Linked DNA regions of Mus musculus: region 2 is linked to region 1. The links are chromatin loops, found by intact Hi-C in ENCODE. Cell type or tissue: left cerebral cortex. All regions are shown on one strand.

Region 1 (8,000 bases):
AGGGTCAGTGGGGCTCCCAGGCAGCCCAAGAGCCGGGGGACCAGGGGACCCCAAGAAGACCCCTTGGACAAAGAGGCCTGGGCTCTCAGGTCCCCCACAGCCTATACTGGGGCTCTGAGAAGGAGCTGGGACGAGGCTGTGGACAGGGGAGATGATTGGTCCAAACCGGGAGCTCCTGGCCAGGGCTCTTGCTCTGAAGTACAGCCCTCACCAAGGAGACGATCCCTGGGAGACTCCCCAGCTGAAGACGGCTGGCAAGAGTGGGCAAGAAAACCCTCTGCCAGCTCTAGATGGGGAGCTAAGGCCCATTCCCTGGGGACAGGCCTGGGCTGATATCTGAGCATTGTCTGGGACACGAGGGAAAGAAGAATAAAGCTGAAACCCCTTGAATCTGGGTTCTGTGTCTGCTGGCTGCTTGTGGGAGACTGGAGGTGCTGGGGACGTCTATTGCTGTGGGCTTCTGTAGTCAGGGAGCCATGCCTGGATCAGGCAGCAAAAGGAATCATAGTGTGGCCATTTGGCCTTGTGAAAACCTGCATGAGCCCGCCAGGTAACCAGCCAATGGGGGCAGGGCCTGGGTAGGCATTTAACAGCGGATGAGACCTGGGGTCTGGGATATGAGAACAGTGAACTTAGTTGGCCTGACCCTGCCTCTCAGGGCACTTTTCTCTCTCCATGTTTTCCAACCTCCTCATCTTCCCCCACCCAACCGCTTTGGAGGAACCAAGGAACTGGAAACCCCTGGTCAGCTCCTCAGGGAGCTCACAGTCTGGTTTCTATAAGAGGTGGTATGGCACATCTCTGAGCTGGGTCACCAGGATGACAAAAGGGAACTGATACAGCTTTAGTTGTCAATTTGACACCTGGGAAGAGGAAAGCTAACAGAGAAATTGTCACCATCTGATTGGCATACGGGAGTGTCTACGGAGGCATTCTCTTGATTGATGTAGGATGGCTCAGTCCACTGTGATGCTATGTCCCTAGGCAGGTGATCCTGGGCTGTATAAAAAAGCTAGGAGAGACCCTGGAGGCATGGCTCAATAGTTGAGAGCACTCACTGCTCTTCTGCAAGGCCCACATTGGGAAGCTCACAGCTTTCTGTAACTCCAGCTCTAGGGAATGCCTCTGGCTTCCATGATCACCAGTTAAAAATAATAAAAATCTTGAAAGAAAGAAAGAAAGAAAGAAAGAAAGAAAGAAAGAAAGGAAGGAAGGAAGGAAGGAAAGGCAGCCGAGCACGGCAGAGGAAGCAAGGGAACAAGCAGCATCCCTCCACGGTCTCCACTCCATGGTCTCCACTCCAGTTCCTGCTGGGACAACTCTGGAATTTTGGTTTCTTTGAAAACCACAGAAATATTATGTGAATGTATTTTAGTTTTAATCCCAGGTGTGGGATATGGGGCAGAGAGTTCCTGAGACTGTGTTATGTGACTTTTGGAATTCTGGAGTTCTCAAAGGGTATATAAACAGACACTAGGGCCCTTGAGAGGCTACGTGGGTTGAGAGGCTACGTGGGTTGTTAAGTCGTGTGCACGAAGAAGAAACAAGAAGAAATTAGATAACCTGATGGTGAAGATTAAACTTGCACCAAGGAACTGGAAACCCCTAGTCAGCAGGAAGTCTAACAATAATGTCTCCCTCCTTTCTCACCTTGGCTTTCTTCAGGGATCTCTTTCCTTTCCCCTCTATCCTTTTTTCTCTCTTACCCTGTGTTAGGAAATTGAAAGGGTGGGAGAAAAGGGGTAGAGAAGAGTGGGAGAAAAACCCCACAAAGTAGCAAAAGACAGCTACAAGTTCCTACCTCTATGTTCTTGCCTTGGCTTGGCTTGGCTTGCCAGCTAAAACTTTTTTTCCCACAAGTTACTTTTTGCCAGAGTATTTTTTTTTAAATCACAGTCACAGAGAAGCAAACTAATATAGAAGTTGATGGACCATGTGGCTTGTATGCTGTCGAGTGCTCAGAGCTTAAGGAACTGTTGTGGGAACTTGGAGACCACAGTGAGAGCAGTGCAGACAATGGTGGCTTGGCTTGTGAAGTTTCAGAGTTTGTCAGGGTTATCCATATGATATATTTGAAATAAGAATCAGTAGAAGTGATCTGGGCTGTGGTGGTGCACACCTTTGATTCCAGCACCCAGGAGGCAGAGGCAGGTGAATCTCTGAGTCTGAGGCTAGTCTGGCCGATGGAGCAAATTCCAGGATAGCTGGGGCTACACAGAGAAATCCCGTCCCAAAAAAACAGGAGGAAAAAAAATCAGTGAAACCTTTGATTTACTGAGACAACAAATGTTTGTCAGCTAGGGCTGACTCAGCTACTACTAATAAGAAACCAGTGTCACTGAGGCAAAATCTTGTGGAGAATGTTTCTCAGGGTCACCACACAGAAGCTGTGGCCAAGTAGGGGCCAAGGCTGCATCTTAAGCTGTCAATCAAACTTGGCAAACAATGTGTAAGAGGCTTCCAAATGGTACTGGTTTCAAAGGCCTGGAAGGGTCATGGAGAACAGCTGAGGCTTGGTACCATGTAGCAAGGTCAGAGTCCCAGAAGGGGGCCAGGAGGTCTGTGGTGAAGGTCCAGTCTCAGTCGCAGTGGAGACCTCAGGATCTGGGAGATACCAGGAATGTGGGACAAATGCTAAGGACAGCAGCAGTTGTGGAAAGGAACTGACTCAAGCCTTCAAGACAAGCCATGTGTTCTGTGGATGGCAGGCTAGCAGAGCAGAGCAGCTTCAATGATTTGAGGCCAGAAGATAAATAAATAAAATAAAGAAATCTTAAAGTATGTCAGTATTTTAGACTTTACAGTAGCCCACATTTAAGAGACTAGATTTTATTTAAAAAGATAATAAAGACTATCCAGTTATTGGTTTTTTTGTTTGTTTGCTTTTTGTTTTTGTTTTGTTTTGTTTTTTTTTTGAGACAGGGTTTCTCTGTGTAGCCCTGGTTCTCCTGGAACTCACTCTGTAGACCAGGCTGGCCTCGAACTCAGAGGTCCACTTACCTCTGCCTTCTGAGTGCTGGGATTAAAGGTGTATGCTACCTTCTTAAAATATTGGGATGCTAGCATGAGACCTTAAGGACAAATAAGAAAGGAAAGGCTATGCTTTAACACAGACGAGCTGACGGGGTGAAATGTCATAGTTCTTTTGTCAAACTAGACACCTAGGTAGAGGGAACCTCACAGCTGAGAGACTGCTTCCAGCAGATTAGCCCATGGGCATATTTGTGGAGGCATTTTCTTGATTGCAAATTGATTATAGGAAGGCCTAAGTCACTGTGGGTGATACATCCCTAGCTAGATGGGCTTGGGTTATGTAATAAAGCTAGCTGAAAAAGTCAAGGGATGAAAGTCAGTAAGCAGTGCTCCTCATAAGCAGTGCTCCTCATCATAAGCAGTGCTCCTCCATGGTCTCTGCTTCAGTTCTGATCTCCAGGTTCCAGCCTTGAGTTTCTGCCTTGACTTCCCTCAGTTATGGACTGTAGCCTGCAAACCAAATAACTGCCCCTTCCCCAAGCTGCTTTAAGTCAGAACGTTTTATCACAGCAACAAAGAAGCAAACGAATACAGGGACAATTAGGCTGGGTGGCAGGATGTGAGTCAGGGCACCCGAGGCTGCCCCAGGGAGGGTGGGGCTCCCTGGGAAAGGTGGAGTGGGGTCCTTGTGCAATCAGCCCTGCAGGCTCCCTCTTTAATTCTTTTTGAAATTACATTTATTTTATATTATGCCATATGTTTGCATTGTATGTAGGTGCAGGCACTTAGATCTAAGGGCAGCTTGTGGAAGTCGGTTCTTTCTTTTTACCATGTGGGAGGGAACTAGGCATCCAACTCAGTTGGTCTCCTTTGGGGCAAAAGCAACTTTACCCATGTAAAGTGGCTTCCTGTTTCTGAAGTGTACTCTCAGGATGCCCATTGCCGGCCCAGCATCAAGAGCCTAGGGCTCCTGTGTCCAGGGAATATAAAGATCTCCAGTGTATTTGCTGAGCTTAACGAGTGTAACGAGTGGTCCTAAAGAAGGAAGTGGGCTGTGATTTGTGTCTGTTGGCTAAGAGGAGCAGAAGAGGCAAGGCTGCCACGTGGGAGGGAGGGCTCCATCAGCCTGGGTGGGCAGCCCTCCTCAAATCCTGGGACACAGACCTCTAGTGTCCTCCATATCCTGCTGGACAGACACCTGGCTAGGAGGCTTACTCCAGCTGCAGCCACATGTCACCCAAAGGCCCTGCACGGCTCTCACTGGTCCCGGGGCCAGGAGACCCTGCCACCGTCTGATGCTTCCCACCCGCAGCCCCGCTCCGTCACGTTCCAGCCGCCTGACTCAGGCCGCACGGGGCGGGCTGGGAGCCGGGAGGCGGTGCCGGCGCCCGCTCGGCCCCAGAGGCGGCACCAGGAAGCACCCGCCCCGGCCGGAGCCGCCATGTAACCGGCGCCGCCCGTAGCCCCAGCCGCGCGGGCCCCAGCGACCCGCCCGCCATGGGAGACGAGGATGAGGACGAGGGCTGCGCCGTGGAGCTGCAGATCACCGAAGGTGGGTGCCGGATCCCGAGGCGGCTCTCCCGGACGGGTGGCAAGAGTCAGCGACCCTCTGGGCTCACTCGCCCCCCTGTGTCCGCAGCCAACCTCACCGGGCATGAGGAGAAGGTGAGCGTGGAGAACTTCGCGCTGCTCAAGGTGCTGGGCACGGGAGGTGAGAAACCGCTTTCACTGGCATGGTGCTTTGGGCCTTCTGCCCGCCCACTCGCCTGGACCTGGGCCTGGGCCTGGTTGCTGGGGAGGTCCCCCCACCCTTTCCCGGCATAGCTCCCCTTGCCCGCCCCGCCCTACCGTACCAGGGTTCCGAGCCTACTTGCCGGGCGTCCACGTTGACAGGACTCTTCTCTGCAAAGTCCTATGCGTGCGTGCCCCCTGCCGCGATTTCCTAGCCTCTTTGGGGTTTTGACTCCCTCCCAAGAGCTTTGCACAGCTTCTCTCCCCATCTTCCCTTGCGAGCCCCACTCTTGTATTTTGCAAATTCCCCAGTCCGGGTTTGCACATCCCTCCGCTGACTGGGAGCGCGCCTCTGCCTCCGGTGCCAGCGTTTTCATCTTTTCTCAGCTCTCTTGATCATCCCAGGTTTGCACGTGCCCCGCCCCTTCCCCGCCCCGCAGGCCTTCTGGAGTTGCAAGCTCCCCAGGCTAGTTTGCACTGCAAATTGCTTTTCAGGCTTAACCGAGCACCCTCCAGGGAGGGCTCACCTTCTCCTTAGAAGGCTCTGTCAGCCTTTTGCACCCCCCTTCCCACCAGTCTGCACCGCCCTCGCACTTACAGCCCACCTTCCAACCGCTTGCTTGCTGCTCCCACAGCCTATGGGAAGGTGTTCCTGGTGCGGAAGACGGGTGGGCACGACGCGGGCAAGCTCTATGCCATGAAGGTGCTACGCAAGGCGGCGTTGGTGCAGCGCGCGAAGACACAGGAGCATACCCGCACCGAACGCTCGGTGCTGGAGCTGGTTCGCCAAGCACCCTTCCTGGTCACACTGCACTACGCCTTCCAGACGGATGCCAAGCTGCACCTCATCCTGGGTGAGGGCCTGTCACATCTCAGCTTTGGAGAGGGACGGGAGTTAGATTAGGCTACCTTGTAGGGAAACATTTCAACGTCTCCTCACTCCCAGACTACGTGAGCGGTGGTGAGATGTTCACTCACCTCTACCAGCGCCAGTACTTCAAGGAGGCTGAGGTTCGAGTGTATGGGGGCGAGATTGTGCTGGCCCTGGAACACCTGCACAAGGTAAGAGACGGCCCTGCCTTTTGGCTGCTCTCCTGGGACTGCCCTGAACCTAATGAGGGGCTTCCTGTTTCAGGGGTGGCCTGGGCGGGGACCTTGAAAGAACTGCTTGAGACAGCACTACCTGGAAGGGTCTTCTGCTCCAGAACCTTCTGGAAGGGGCTTTCCTCCAACAGGAACCTAGGCTAACCTTCATCGGACTTCCTTAAGTGGTGACCTCAGACCTCAGTTACCAAGACCTCTGAAATGGGGCTTTTTGTTCACACTCCTGGGCGCCTTGGGGCCTGTGCACAGGACTTCTCAATGCAGGGTACCTTTGGTGGCCCTTCTTGAGTCCCTTCTTACTTGCTTTTATTTTGTGCATGTGTGGTGTGTGTATGTGCATATGTGCCAGAGCACATGTGTGGGTCAGATTCTGTGACATTAACAATATCCTTCCACCTTTGCATGGGTTCTGAGATCCATCTCAGATTGCCGGCACTCTCTCTGCTGAGCCCTCTCGATGGTCCCCTGTTTAACTCTTCCTGTAGCCATCTCATGTAGCCCAAGCTGGCCTTCAGATCCCTGTGTAGTCAAGATGACCTTGAACTTCGAATCCTGCAGCCCTTGTCTCTTTGAGAGTTCAGGCTTGTTGATCACTCCTGGTTTCATGGGGTGCTGGGGACCCAGCCCAGGGCCCCATGCTAGGTGCTCTTCTAACCAGTCCCACCCAGCCTTGGTCCTTATTTTTTTCTCTTTGATCTCTTCCTTTTCCTCTTTGTTCGTTGTTTTGTTTTGAGGGTCTTGCTCAGTAACCCGGCTCTCCTGGTAATTGCTGGCTAACCTCGGCTAGCCTCAGCTGGCTGCCTTAGCCTCCTGGGCACTAGGAGGATAGGCATGAGTTTACATGCCTGGATCCAGTGGCTTTTCTTATCTAATAACTAGCTCTGCCCAGCTTTATCCTGCCCTGGAGTTCTCCCTGCAGGTGAAAGATCTTCAGGGCATCTCTTTATCCTACGTGGGGACCTACAGGGACCCGCAGGGACCCACAGGGCTGTGGCTGTGTAGTGTGTCTCTCAGGGTGGCACTCAACGTCCCATCTGCTCCTGACAGCTGGGTATCATCTACCGGGACCTGAAGCTGGAGAACGTCTTACTTGACTCAGAAGGTCACATCGTCCTTACAGACTTTGGGCTGAGCAAGGAGTTCCTGACGGAGGAGGTGAGTGAGTGGCGCTCCCAGCCAGGCCTTTGACCTGCTCCCTCCGTGTCAGCCCCCTGGGAGGGGGCTGCAGAGTGGTCGGGTACCAAGGTTCCCACTGTTTTCCCAGAATCTTCTAATTTGAGCAAGTTCTGCTCTAAGCCTTTAGGGCCCTTGGGGTAGGGGTGAAGCTAAGGTATACAAATAAGGTATACAAATGGGTCCTCTTGGCTTCTCAGAAAGAGCGGACCTTCTCCTTCTGTGGCACAATCGAGTACATGGCTCCCGAAATCATCCGAAGCAAGGCTGGACATGGCAAGGTGGGTTGTCAGGGTGAAGGTGGCAGGGGTGGGGCTAGTGCACAAGGCCTTCACTCTGGCCCTGCTCCATAGGCTGTGGACTGGTGGAGCCTGGGTATCCTGCTCTTCGAGCTGCTGACAGGGGCCTCACCCTTCACACTGGAGGGAGAGAGGAACACTCAGGCTGAGGTGTCCCGGTGAGTTGTACAGGTCATGGAGGGTAGCTGAGGGCTATACGGCCTTCCTGGGCTGGGCTGGGAGGGGGCTTGCTGCCCCTGACACCCCACCCATCCTCCCAGACGGATCTTGAAGTGCTCCCCTCCCTTCCCTCTCCGGATTGGGCCTGTGGCACAGGACCTGCTACAGCGGCTGCTGTGCAAGGACCCTAAGAAGAGGTTGGGCGCAGGTCCCCAGGGTGCGCAGGAAGTCAAGAGTCACCCCTTCTTCCAGGTGAGGCTTTAATGTATGACCTCATAGGTCCTTCACCTCTGAAGGCCGGGCTGCAGCATGGGGAGCACAAATGTATTCCATCTTTTCCGATGTTACACACAATAAGAGGTCAAAGGGCAGAATGTGCAGACCCCACTGTCCTCAGGGCACTCACTGGGCAGCTCCCTGGGAATGCGTGAACTAGCACGGAGCCTTCACATGTGATCTCACTGAGTGGCCTTTCCTAGCTGTTGTCTTCTGTTTATATACAGTCATCAGATTTGGCATCTATCTGACATGCAGCAAGAGCATCCATCCATTTGTGGGTAT
Region 2 (8,000 bases), 340 kb after region 1:
ACCCCATTAGTCGCCATGTTCCCTCCTGCGGCTGACTGAGCTCCCTGGGGGTGGAGGTGGGAGTGGGAGGGGGGCTGGTCACCCAGTTTCCGGGAAGGGAGCCTTGCTGGGAGTCCTGAAGGACTAGACTCTTGGGCCTGCAGAAAGGGAAGGGGAGAGACTCATCCTGCATTCTTTAGGACATAACCAGAGCAGATGAGATGCATAAAGTGCCTGATTAAATGATCAGCTACTAACGACTCTTCTCAAGGCACTTCTTGAGATGGGGAAAGGAGTTCAAGGGAGGACCTAGCCAGGGAGAAAGGGATGCAGATGGAGACTGGGCATGGAAGCCTGCAGCAAGCCAGTAGGGAACACAGTGGAGAACTCTGGTCTAGGGGAAGCAGGGACCCGGGGTCTCTCACCCAGTGGGCCCCTAGTAGTCTGGGCAGTCTGGTGGAAAGAGGGATCCATCAAGGAACTCTAGGTCCCCAGGAGAGGGAGGGGACTTCTGAGTGCTTTGAGAGGCTGGGAAGGGAAGGGGGGCTTCAGTCTGGCATCAGAACTGGTGAGACTAGAGCAAGAGAAGGCACTGGTCCCCTGCTCTTCCCTGAGCTTCTTCCTTGTCTCCTACCCTCCTGACAGAGTAAGAATGGGGAGGGACCTCAGGGGCAGGGCAGACATGGAGAAACCACGTGGATGTCTAAAATTGTCATCTTTTTGCAGCCTGTAGTTTGGAAAGCACCCCAGCAGACGGGGGGGAGAGCAGCTTTGGCCCTGCAGGCTCAGGTGTGCCTTCTACCTTAGACCCTAGAGGTACAGTGAGGAAGGCTGGGCCTTCGGGTCCCAGTGAGAGGTACACAGAGAGCATCACCTCCATACTCACTGCAGGCTACCTGACTGCCTAGTAAGGGCTGGGCCTGGAGAGCAGAGCCAAGTGGCTATGCCTCAGCCAGTACAGTCTCTCAGCTCCCAACACTGCAGCACTCCAGAAAATCGGCTGTTTCCATGACAACCATAATACCCAGGGTCCTCCCTCTCCCTTTCACTCACAAGCTGCACGTTGAATTTGGGAGATTGGGTTTGGGGAGCAGAGATGTTGACCTTCCTCTACACACTCCCTGACCCCCGGGTTCCAGGGCCTCCCCGGGAGAGGGCTATTTCATCAGGCTGTTTGGTCCTTTAACACCAGGGAAGGAAACTCCATCTACATGGAGTCTGGTCCCAAATCTGCCAGGTCTAAAAAGGAGGCCCTTCCTGCCGGCTTTCCTGCTGGAAGCCATCAGCACGCTCATCACCATGGACAGCGCCATTCCTGCTTCTATAGCACCGGAACAGCAGCAAGCCAGGTGCCGGGTTAGACAGGAAAGCCGGAGAGATCTGAGATGTGTGCCAACAACCCAAGTCCCAGCCCTTACAAGGAGACCCAGCTCCAAGTGACGCACACCTAGACCCCACACCCACGCGCGGGTCGCGAGGCACCCAACTGCACACAAAGCCCCAGACCGGAGAGGCAGACCCCGCCACAGGAGTCGAGGCAGCCAGGGAAACATGGCGGTAAACGCACAAAGACAGGCCTCCGCGGGCGGCCAAGGGCAGGGGCCGGCGAGGTACAAATGGGCGCCCGCGCCCCAGCCCTCCCGCTTCCCAGCCCCGGCCTCCCCCAGGATTTATGATCCAGCTGTTCTCACACTGCAGCCAGTTTACTGTGCTGGGCGGACCTGTTAAAGCCGAAGGGCATTTATTATACTGTGGGGGGGAACCAGGGTGGAGAGACACTTCTTGGGCAGAAGAGGGAAAGGATGAATGGTTTATTGGGCTGGGGCTGCAGTAATTACCCCAGGGAGACATTTCTCTCCCCAGCACCACTGCTCCCGCACGGGCGGGGACAGAGGGCTTGGTTTACGAGGAGGTCGGGTGCTGGAGGCGGAGCTTCTGCCAAGCCCCGCCCCTCCGGCCACGCTCCGGAGGCGCTTCCCACAGCTCTGCCAGGCAAGCAAACTCTCTAGCCCTCCCAGAAGAAGGCATGCCAGCCTTGGTGCCCAGGATAACACTCCACATCTGTAACTTGACAGCATCCAGAAAGGTTTTGAGAAGCAAAGGGGACTAAAGCAGGCTCCAGTGTTGCCCAAGACTGGTATAGACCAATTGTTCTTTTCCACACTGGTAAATTGGGAGCTGACTATGCATAGCATGCTGGCCAGACCCACACCGCTGGAAGCCCATGGCAAGAGTTTCTAATCAGACATAAGATGTCACCTTCTGCACACATTCAACAGTCACCTCAATGCTTCCTAGACCCAGAAATTCACAGAGCCATAAAACACTAGATATGATCATATAGTCAACACATGCATGCACACACACACACATCCCTACATTCTAGAAAGAAAACAACTAACCATCAACAATGTTTCAGGAACCCAGACTCACAGCATTTACTCCATTTAAAAACTGCCCGTGCAGTCATGCCCCGGGGGCTCAAAGCACACATGCGGCTCTGTGTGCCAGTGCCCCAGGAACATCAGAAGCCAGCACAGAAGCTTTCTGGGAGATCTAGAGCGGTCAAGGGATAAGGCCTCTGCATTATCCAGAAAAGCCCGGGTCTTAGGTGCTTTCTGTTATCAACAAATCTTCCCAGGAGAACACCACAGCCAGGGGGTGGGGCTTCTGCACAGGCCCTGACAGCTAAACTCTCTCTTCATCTACATACCTCAGCTCTTAGCTTCATCCTGGCCATACACCATTCAGTCAGGAATCTAAGTTATATACTCATCCACAGAACCAAACTACATGATAGCCCTCTTCTGCTGGAAGCTGCTGAACTGAGTGGGAGTTGGTCTGCCTTCGTGGGCTCTCGGGAGGACTAGAAAAGAGCTCATCAAAGATTCAGAGACCAGTACTGGGATGAAGGGGTCCATGACCAGAAAGACCAGAAAGGTGTCATCTCCTCTGTCCATTTTAGGTCCCAGGTGTGTTGGTCACCCCATACCCTACAGTGACATCAGGTACAGAAATGTCAGGTGGGAAGGGACATTATGTAATGGGAGGGCTTGGGGGATGGGAGGGAGAGTGGGAAAGCTGTGAGCAGGGAAGAAGGCAAGGAGACTCAGTAGAGAAGCAGAGAAGCAGGTGTCCATGCAGAGAGAGAGAGAGAGAGAGAGAGAGAGAGAGAGAGAGAGAGAGAGAGAGAAAGAGAAAGTGCACTGCCCTCACACTAGGGAGCCTTGGAGCAGGAGGAAAGCTGGCTGGCCTCCAGCCCAGGGAGGCGTCCCAGGGGAGGCCAGTTCTCTCATCTCCCCATAGCTGAGGTGAGCAGAGAGGGGTTCAGTCATGAGAAACTGCTTTCTCCTCTTGTAGATTTCCTTAGTCCCCTCCTTCCCCCTGAATCCTTTTCAGCCTCTCCACCACTTCATCAGTGTCCCGAGCTGCCCTCCCCCTCATCCTTACCTCCTTCTACCCTGGGAAGACACCCCACACACACAGGCAATGCTCATGCCAACATGTTATAGTTGTTGGCCCCATTCTCTTGACCGTGTCTCGGAGCATCAGGGGCGGTGACAAGACCTTTCTGGGAGATCTAACACTGTAGAGAAATAAAGCACCCTGCACAGTCCAGGAAAGCCTGGATTCCTGTTCCCTCTGCCTGACTCCTGCCCCTGCCAGCTCCTGGGCTCTCCTCTCCACCTGCCCATCATCTCTGAGCCAGCACCTTGCCGTCTCTTTCATGTCTGCCCCTCTTTCCCCACAGGGCTCCCCTCCAGTGCACCTGGACCCCTTTCCTAATACCTAGCACCATTGCCTAGAATGTTCTGTCTGAGTATCTGAGGAGAGCCAGAAGAGAACAGCAAGGAGGCAGGGGTAAGGGAAGGGCATGAGAGACCCTGAAGAGGCAGAGCTGGGGTGAGGATGTGGGAAAGGAGAAGTGGAGAGTGCTGCCTGTGGTAGGGATGGTAGCTGAGATGGCAGAGAGGGAACAGAGGGACCTGAAGAGACTGCTCCTGGGGAATGGAGGAAACAAAGTAGTGGCATATGGGGGGCAGGGAGGGACAGGGACAGAAAGACCGGATATGACATGGGGTGTGGAGATCAGGGGGCTTCTTGCAGACACAGAACAGTCATGGGAAAACCAAGAGTGTGGAAATGGGAGGCACTGAGGGGAATGGACGGGACACAATAGCATGGTTGTAGACAGTGATGGAGGAACAGCAATGGGGCTGAGCAGGGAAGGTGAGGGACGGTCTGAAATGAGGATGGCAAGGCACTGAGATGGCAGGGAGGAGATGAAAGCCCTGAGAGGGGAGAATGGAGAGAGCTGAGGAGCACAGTGCTCAGACAGCAAGGGATGGAGGGCTCAGAGATGGAGAGGAGAGCCCAGCGGTGGGCAGGGAGCCTGGGCCGGGAGGTGATGAGGGCTGGAGATGGGGGCCGGCAGAAGAGGAGCACGAATGGGGGTGGTAGGGGCTTAACTGAAGGACACGGTGAGGGAGATGAAGCTGGGGTGCAGGACGGAGCGGGAAGTGATAAATAAATTAAACCCAGAGCTGATGGGGTCTCCGGATGGGAGGTGGCTGAAGCCCTGAGATGGCACGTGAAGGAGGGCCTGAGACAAAAGCAACAGTCGCCAAGATGGGCAGGTGTGTCAGGAAACGGGGCACCCGGCATAGATGTTGTGGGGTACAGTAATGGAAAGTGACAGGCTCCTAGAGTCTGAGGGACATAGACAGGAGGTGACAGGTACAGAGCTGGGAAGAGATGGCTTCCTGAGAATCCTGGGGGTGGGGGAGTCTCAGATATGGAGGAATGAAGGCCTGAGGTCTAGAGGGGAAGTGAGTCTGAAGTATAAAGTGGCAGGGCCTGTTCAAGAAGGAAGGGCAGGGGCTTGGAGACAGAGGGTATGAAGGACTGGGCTGGCAGTGAATGGAGTGATTGGGGCTGACACAGGAGAGGTGACGAGGAGCCTGGAAGCAGAGAGACTGGGCTCAGGGGGTGACATGGGGAGGGTCACAACTGGAAGCAGAGCAGAGATGGGGATGGAAGGTGAGTAGGTACCAAAGATGAGAGTACAATCGTACAATCGGGGTGCAGATGATGGGGCCCGCAGACTGAGTGAATTGTTTGAGGGATGGTGGAAGGCCAGGAATGGAAAAGAAAAGGGAAGGTTGCCAGGTAGGCAGAGGTGGAAGGTAGCACACCAGCCGCGGAAGGGGATGGATGGAGGTGATAGGGAAGAGGGATTCAAGGAGGGACAGACAGGGTGAAAGGACAGGCGATAGGGCTCTGGGAGAGACAGAGGCTAACAAAGCACTTGGGGAAGAGCAGGTGCAGGTGAGACTAGGAAGCACTTATGGAGACAGGGATGAGGGTGAGCAGGAGGAATGGAGAGATGGAGGTGAGGGTGGGGCTGGCATGATGGGAGCTGGAGATGGGAGGTGAAGGGGCTCCGCCGCCGCAAAGCCCAGCTCCGAGAGTGCACAGTCGGGGTGCGGCCCTCGGGGCTCCCGGGGCCTGGGCGGAGCACCCAAGCCCCACAAGCCAGTCCGCCGGCGTCGGGGCGCCACTTACCGTGCCCGCTGCGGGTGAGGAAGGGCATGCGGTTGATGGCGATGGGCACGGTGCCGTGCTTGCTGTGGAAGTGGTGGACGTGGTGGGTGGTGCTGAGGCTGGACGAGACCCGGGCCCCCTCAGCCGCCCCCAGCAGCAGCAGCAGCCCCAGCAGAAGCGGCAGCGGCGGCGGCGGCGGCGGTGGCGGCAGGGGCCCGGCCAGGGCGGGGGGGCGGCGCGGGCACCCCCCCTGCCCGCTCCCCCCGGGGGGCATCTCGGCCCGGGGGCGGCCACCTTACAGCCCCATGGCCGGGGGCGGGGACGCGGGGCTGCGCGGCCCCGCGAAGCCCCCCTCCGGTTGCGAGCTCCGAGAGGGGGGTAGGGGTGAAGCGAAGGAAAACCAGAGCCCGAGCCTCAGTCCGGAGCCAAGCAAATCAACTGGATCCCGCCGGGGAATCCGGGGTACGCGCAGCGGGAAGGCCAAGGTCCGTGAAGCCTGGATCCATCGCGGGCGGCTAGGGGTCCCCCCTCAGGCCGGGGCCGGGCCGGCGCAGAGGGCCGTCAGCGGCCAGCGGGTGGGGGCATGGTGCTGGGGAGGGGACGGTAGGGAAATCCTGCGGAAAAACCCAGCGGGGCGGGAGATGGGGTGCGCAGAAGCGACAGAGGCCCGGCTCCCCCGAAAGCGAGAGCCCCGCGGAACCGACCCGGCGCCGCTGCTGCCCGACAGAGGCCAGAGAAGGAAGGAGGGAGCGGCCGGGGGAGGGGGGCGGGAGGAGGGGGAGGGAAGCAAATCCGGGTGATGGGGGAGTGAGGGGAGAGGAGAGGAGGGGAGAGGAGAAGAGGGGAGCGGGGCCAAGCAGAGGAAAGGCGCGAGCCTGCGAGATTCCGGCGGAGAGATGGAGGCAGCGGAGTGTTGCTGCAGAGGCTGAGAGGGCTAGAAGGGAGAGGGAGGGAGGGACACAGGGAGGGAGGGAGGGACGGTGGAAAGGAAGGGAGGGGAGGGGAAGCGCAGGAGGAGGGGGGGCAGGGCGGAGGGACCCGAGCGGCTCCCGATCTGCGGGCGGCGCTGGGCAGCTCCACGGCGTGGCACCTGGCTAGCCCGCTCGCCGCTCGCCTCTCCTATGCGCGCGCCCCGCCCCTCCCCCGCGCTCGGGAGCGCGCTTTCCACCATCACCATCACCACCACCACCGCCACCCCCCTCCGGGAGAAGGGGCCCTGCTGAATAATTGAACAGGACTGAGGCTAGCAAGAGAGGCCGCTCTCTTCCTCCTCCTCCTCCTCCTCCTCCTCCTCCTCCTCCTCCTCCTCCTCCACCACCACCACCACCATCACCACCCCTCCCCCATCTGGACGAAACCCAAAAGTGCTTGCTGGTCCAGCTCGCAGAGATGTGGCCACAGCCCTCTTTAGCTGTTCCCCCTTGAAACACATGTGCACGCTGGTTTGTGGACCGGTTCGGGTAAGAAAACACCCACGCATCCCTATAGGTACCAGTGTGCCAGGAGGCACACAGATCGGACACATATATACATGTGTGTGATCAGATATTGGCATACCAAATGTTTGCAGAGAAACAGACACACATACATGTTGATTATAGGCAATGAATGGCCAACATAAACTCCCCACCCCCTTAAAACTCAGTCATCCATAGCTACAGAAACAACCCATCCACAGCCCCAAAGGCACTGGAGACACACTCTCTCTCTCTCTCTCTCTCTCTCTCACACACACACACACACACACACACACACACACACACACACACACACTCACACCCCTGACTACCAAGGTGCTTGCCTGGTCCTATTCAAGGCCCCCTTCCTTTTCTGCAGCCCTCCCTCCTCCCCTCCCCAGTTCTCCTGTCTCCTAGCCTCAGCCCCTAGCTCCCCAGGGTTCTCCAGGACAGTTGTTCAGAAGGACAAAGGCTTCCAGGTCTGATTACATCCAGCTGAAGAAACCTTTCTGTCTTAGGATGGCCCCTTTCACTGGGATCTGCTCTCCACACTTGGGGGTGGATTAGAAGTACTTGCCATGGCCCCCAGAGACACGTGCAGATAAAATCCCTTCCCTCACCTTTGGATGCAACCTTCACACTCACATCAACCTGCTTGGACAGGGGAGAGCAAGCAATGCAGGAGGCAGAGGAGAAAAGAAGAACAATGTAAAGAGACCCTGAACTGAGCACAAGTTGGGCAGGTGAGTGGAGAGGGAAGGAAGGCCCTGCTGAGAGAAGAAGGGGCGGGAGAGGCCGGAGTATTGGTTCCAGATTCCATCTGGTGCAGAACTGTCACGGTGAGCTCACGGGTGCAGTCGAGATCCTGGACAAGCCAGGTGTGGGGCTAATGTCTAGAATTCCAGCACTTGATAGACCAGTACAGAAAAACTATCTCAAGCTAGAGTCTAGCCTGGGATACATAGCGAGACTCTGTTTCTGAGACAAAGGAAGGAAGGAAGGAAGAAAAAAAGCAAGCTC

What was found. Peaks named below come from ENCODE experiments on the same cell type or tissue, not always from the same donor. Only the 100,000 strongest peaks of a DNase experiment are listed, where the experiment ranks them.
Region 2: it touches region 1 in a loop (4-fold over the local background); 4 of 42 quality-filtered maps call a loop at or near these places.

What each region holds. Positions count from the first base shown.
Region 1 is chr19:6,837,018-6,845,017 of GRCm38, reverse strand. It overlaps Rps6ka4 (ribosomal protein S6 kinase, polypeptide 4), which reads left to right and starts at 4,391. Exons shown (of 18, transcript NM_019924.2): 1 at 4,391-4,525; 2 at 4,613-4,684; 3 at 5,340-5,558; 4 at 5,651-5,766; 5 at 6,856-6,963; 6 at 7,182-7,262; 7 at 7,335-7,438; 8 at 7,541-7,691. The coding sequence starts at 4,471. It overlaps Ccdc88b (coiled-coil domain containing 88B), which reads left to right. Exons shown (of 27, transcript NM_001081291.1): 27 at 1-395. In left cerebral cortex, a CTCF peak has its summit at 4,351; DNase peaks (open chromatin) are centred at 4,081, 4,336 and 5,153; H3K4me3 peaks cover 2,013 bases; H3K27ac peaks cover 1,740 bases.
Region 2 is chr19:6,496,076-6,504,075 of GRCm38, reverse strand. All of the region lies in intron 17 of Nrxn2 (neurexin II), which reads right to left. It overlaps Gm52381 (a long non-coding RNA gene), which reads left to right and starts at 6,821. Exons shown (of 2, transcript XR_003952843.1): 1 at 6,821-7,723. In left cerebral cortex, no CTCF peak of the experiment used is centred here; DNase peaks (open chromatin) are centred at 4,187, 5,476, 6,430, 6,631 and 6 more places; H3K4me3 peaks cover 7,051 bases; H3K27ac peaks cover 7,082 bases.